Linked DNA regions of Mus musculus: region 2 is linked to region 1. Evidence: chromatin loops called from intact Hi-C (ENCODE). Cell type or tissue: heart. All regions are shown on one strand.

Evidence for each region. Hi-C counts contacts between places; a loop is a spot of excess contacts. Peaks named below come from ENCODE experiments on the same cell type or tissue, not always from the same donor. Only the 100,000 strongest peaks of a DNase experiment are listed, where the experiment ranks them.
Region 2: it touches region 1 in a loop (2.7-fold over the local background); 4 of 42 quality-filtered maps call a loop at or near these places.

Annotation. Positions count from the first base shown.
Region 1 is chr11:90,416,708-90,419,207 of GRCm38, forward strand. No RefSeq gene overlaps it. Among named protein-coding and RNA genes, the nearest start is that of Hlf, 27 kb to the left of the region's middle. In heart, no CTCF peak of the experiment used is centred here; DNase peaks (open chromatin) are centred at 544 and 1,374; H3K4me3 peaks cover 1,081 bases; H3K27ac peaks cover 1,067 bases; H3K27me3 peaks cover 95 bases.
Region 2 is chr11:90,316,278-90,318,777 of GRCm38, forward strand. No RefSeq gene overlaps it. Among named protein-coding and RNA genes, the nearest start is that of Mmd, 68 kb to the left of the region's middle. In heart, a CTCF peak has its summit at 1,362; no DNase peak of the experiment used is centred here.

The sequences.
Region 1 (2,500 bases):
TAGTCCCAGCACTTGGGAGGCAGAGGCAGGCAGATTTCTGAATTCAAGGCCAGCCTGGTCTACAAAGTGAGTTCCAGGACAGCCAGGGCTATACATAGGGCCGAGGAGGTAGCTTAATGGTCTACTCCTTGTTTACTTAGTATAAGTACCAGGTTCCATCCTCAGTTCTGAAAAGGTCACAAGAAAGTTGCATGTATTTTTCATGGCAATCTGACTCACAGGAGTTTCCTAAGACCAAGGAGAGAAACACCATGGCCACGGACATTCTTTTATAGCCAGCTTAGAATCACAATCACAAAAAGAATATACATTTCAGCCATGCGCATGGCTAAGACAATTCTAGTAAAAACTCCCCAGGGAAATATTATGCAACCATTAGTAGTTCTCTTTGTTTGGAACACTTTCCCACCCCCTCTGCCTAGCGTCTCTGCCAGCTCACTCCCACTTAAGCCTTCAGAACTCAGGGTACCCACCCCTGCACTTGGACGCCCCTCTTCCCCTACTTACATAACTCCTGGGCACACCTCAGTCAAGAGATTTATATAGCCTGCTGCATGGTAACCCATTGATTTGGCCTGTCAGTCTCTCTTCTGGATCGCACTCATTGAGACAGAGGTAGCATGCAACAAGTTCAAAGTCAGAGGGAGAAGGCGAGGGAGGAGGGGGTTGACTGGGAGGAGAGCAGTGAGCAGGATGCAAAGTGAATACGTAAAACATAAAATAATAATAATAAATCAGAGAGGGGGCACAGGAAGCAATTACTTCGAATGCGTACCATTTGGCTTCAGCTGTCTAAGAACTGGGTTCACAGCCCATATCCACCCCTGTCACAACCCTTTCTGCCCATCACCCCACTTCTTCCACAACCTCCTATAGAAAGGGGAAAGTGTGCTTTGGAATGGGAGTTTTCTGAGGTTAGTGGGTGGAAGATTAGAAAGGGGGACTGTGAGACATTCCTGCAAAATTCCATTAACCTCCTTTGTATTTTCTTTCAAACTTTGTTTACCCGAACATAGGAGTTGCCCTCAGGTACTGGGGCAAAGGATTGCAAAAGGGTCCTTGAAACTGTTTTCACTTCAGGGTGACCCAGGTTTGCTCTTTCCTTGCAAACGGTGTTGTAGATGGAGACCAGTGGAGTCAGCCTGCCTGTGACATGCGTTCCCAGGCCACTTTCCTCCCCACTCCAATTTCAAGCTCTGCTCCTAGTCACATCGCCCGGCGTTCGCTTCTGCCCGCCCGACTCCCGATCAAGAGCTCTGAAGGGAGGATAACCTACAAATCCTCCCGCGGCTGGCCCGCCCCTGCCCGCGCCCGCCCGCTCCCGGCCCCATCACGTTGACTGCCGAGCGCATCTCGGCTGCGCCCAGGCGGGGAGGCGCCGAGGGTAGCTAAGGGGAGCGGGTCACGTGAGAGGAGGAGCCTGACCTACTTTCAGTGGCGGGAGGCGCATGCGTACTGGGCTCCTGCGCTCCGGGCGGGAGGCTCACGTGGAATCGCACGTGCCCGGGCGTCCGGGACAGGGCTGCACAGCCCAGGGGCTGCACTGCAGGAGGAGCGGGTGCAGATCGCGGGGTGCGCGGGTGCTGCTTTGGTCAACGTGGATCTGAAGTTTGCAGCGTCAGATTCAGCTCTTCAGACTTCAAGGACTTTTAGGAGTTTCAACAGCCCTTGGAAATCTGTAACTCGGAATTTATCCTGGGAATTGAGGCCCCCCTAGAAGCATCATAACGCCGCAGCCAAGGCAAGGGGGTAAAATAACCTAAATGCCTGAGACAGCGTCACATCAACGAGCTCAGTTCATGGAAACGAGGAAGATGGTTGGACCACACTTGGAAAGAGCAATAACTGGGAAATAGCTCTGTAGACATCCAGGCAGGAAAATCCTCAAGATATATTTATGTGCTTTTAATCCTTTTTAGGGAGTAGGCGGGCAGCAGTTTGACACTGTAGCACAACACATGGCCTCAAATTAGTGGCAATTCTGCCTCAACCTCCTGAGTGCTCAGATTATAGACCACCACTCCTGGCTCCATTAAGCGACCGTTGTTTTTTCATTATGCGACTAAAAAAAAAAAACCCAACAACTATAAACAGTGTATAAAATGTTAGCACTTGTATGAAAGATTACACCCACATGAACTCCTCAACACCCCTCCCAGAACCCACTAACTCTAGAAAGGTAGAGAAAAGATTTGGGAGGCTGAGAACAGAGGTTTAGTGACTACCAGTGCTGGAGTAACTTAAATTTTGTACCTTATAGGACTAGCTTGCTTTTAGCATTTAAAGAACCTGAACAGTTTAACTGTATTGGGTGCGCAGTTTTGGGGTTTTATGTGAACCATTTTCATCTCCTTAACAATATCTGCTTCATTGCCAGCTCCTCTCAGCTCGGGTCTGAATGGCTATAAAGCATTCTGATAATCTGCACGCGAAGTTTTGAGCTCCTGAGTTAAACTACCTGAGTGTCTCAACACCTTTGAGAGCCTCCCAAGTTGGGCCT
Region 2 (2,500 bases), 100 kb before region 1:
TAGAAGCAGAAGGAATGGTACTATTTAGAAAAAGAAGAGGACCAACAGGAGTGAGGAGAAGGGACAGGCAAAGTGGTGGAAAGGTAAACATGAGCAAAGAACAAATTATATATATGATATATGTATTATAATAAAACCCATTTATACACTAGAATTTCAACTAGATTTTATTTGAAAAACAATAATCTAGGCATAGAGATCTTCAGGGAGCTCTCAGATAGATCAAATAGCATCAGTCAGTTCTCTGCAGTTAAGAGTTTGGGCTGCAATGCAAATATGCTCTGCTTTCCCCAGGCTGCTAGGATGCCAATCTTCAAAGCCACTAAGGTTTTGTGAGGCTTCTGTGTGGCTATTGTGATAACAAAAGAAGAGGAACGGGGGTGAGGTAGATGTCCTAGTTGCTTTTCATGATGCTATGATTGAACACACTGAGAGAATCTACTTAAGAGAAATGGGATTGATTCTAGCCTACAGTTCAAGGGTTCAACCCACCACGAGAGAGAAGCCATAGCAACAGGAGTTTGAAGTAGTTGGTCGCGCCACATCCTCATACCTACATCCAAGAGGCACAGAGCGATGGATGCATGCTCCCCAACGCTCTGCCCCTTCCTCCTGCTAACACAGTCTGACGTCCCAGTCAGGAAACCATACCACCTGAAGTGAATGGATCTTTCCACCTTAATAATCTCAATCAAGATAATCCTGACACACATGCCCAGAGGTCCATCTCCCAGGTGATTCTAGATGCTGTCAAGTTGACTGATAGCACTAGTCATTACAGTAAGTTAACAATGCCACAAAGCTCACCGGAGCTTCTAGCCTCATTCAGACTGCTCTAGTGTGCTCCAGGGCAGCATCTAGTCAGAAAAGAATGGTCCTCATTTTAAGGAGGAGCTGCCATTTTTCCATCCAGCCATGCGAGAGCTTCTGCACTGCTACCTGAGCCAGGAGCCCTGTGCCAAGAGTTGGGCAACACTGTGGGGGTGGAGAGCTCCAGCCTGTGGACACCCCCCCCCCACACACAAACACTGCTGCTATGCTTTCTTCCAGTCTCAACAGAGTTTCGATGAAGTGTGGAGCATCCGTGATTCCAAATGCAAGAGGATGCAGAAGGCACAGGCTACCAAGAACTGGTAGTATAAATAAAGGTTCCAAGAACACAAGTTAGGGTCAAATTCGTTGGCAAGTTGGTTATGAACTCTACATTTCTAATTCTTAAAATAAAGGCACTTCCCAGTTAGGATTTGTAGGAAAGAAAAAGATAAGCAGGCAACAACACTTGACACCCAAGACTTCCAATAAGTTGTACTTGGGCAAATTTCATTTTCTTTCTGGAAGCAATTACCAGCATTTTACTGATAGGTGGCGCCAACGAGCAGAGCCACTGTTCACAAAGGCTTTTATTTTTCACCCTAGATGCTGTGTGATCTTCCTCTCTGCCGGTGCTCAAGCTGGCATTTCAAAATCCAGTGCGGCACACAGACTTCTTCTTCTTTATTTTTTTTTTAAATCCATCTGTTTCATGGAGAACTGTGAAACTCAGAAATACCTATTCCTAGCCAGACAGCCATAGGAGTTTTTATAGATGATAAAACTTGGTGATAGCTAGCTATGCAGTTGGGCATTTAAGAGAAGCCAGAGGACAGTTAATGAGACATTTGAGTCATGTGTCTGTAAGCATACCTCTATTATACATTGGGAGGGCTCCAAAGAGTTTGGCGATTCAAGTCCTGGCCGTGTGGGTTTGCACGTCAGTATCGGCGTTAGCTTGGGCAAACGGTTCGGTCTCTCTGAACCTCAAGCTTTGTTGTAATGTGATGTGATGATGACAAATGAGATAACCCACACGTGACACTCAGCACAAGCCCAGATTCTTACTAAGTACTCCTGCCATATAAGCGCTAACGCTTACTGAAGTGAGCTTTGGGGTCTTAAAAATGTTAGGTAACCCCTCCGTCTTCGGTAGGGTTTCCATTGCTGTGATAAAACACAGTGACTAAAAGCAACTGGTTGGGAGGAAAGAGTTTCTTGTGGCTTACACCTCCACATCACATTCCATCATGAAGGAATGTCAGAACAGAAACTCAAACAGGGCAGGAACCTGAAGGCAAGAGCTGATGGAGGGGCTGTGGACCACTGCGGCTTACTAGCTCGCTCCCCAAGGCTTGCTCAGACTGCGCTCTAAAACACCCTAGAATCACCTGACAGAGTGGCCCCACCCACAATGGGCTGGGCTCTCCCACACCAATCACTAATTAAGAAAAAGGCCTACAGACTTGCCTACAGGCCAATCCTATGGAGACATATTCTCAATGAAGAGTACCTGGTCCCAGTGATGTCTAGGTTTGGGCCAATCTAACAAGACAAACAACAAACAAAACGTTGCTTAATGCTGTTTACCTCTATCCAGGATTTGAGCTTACTGGCCCAAAGACAAATCTATCCAAATATTAATTTCATCTAGTGGTCAGGATCGAGATGGAAGAAAAACAGAGACAAA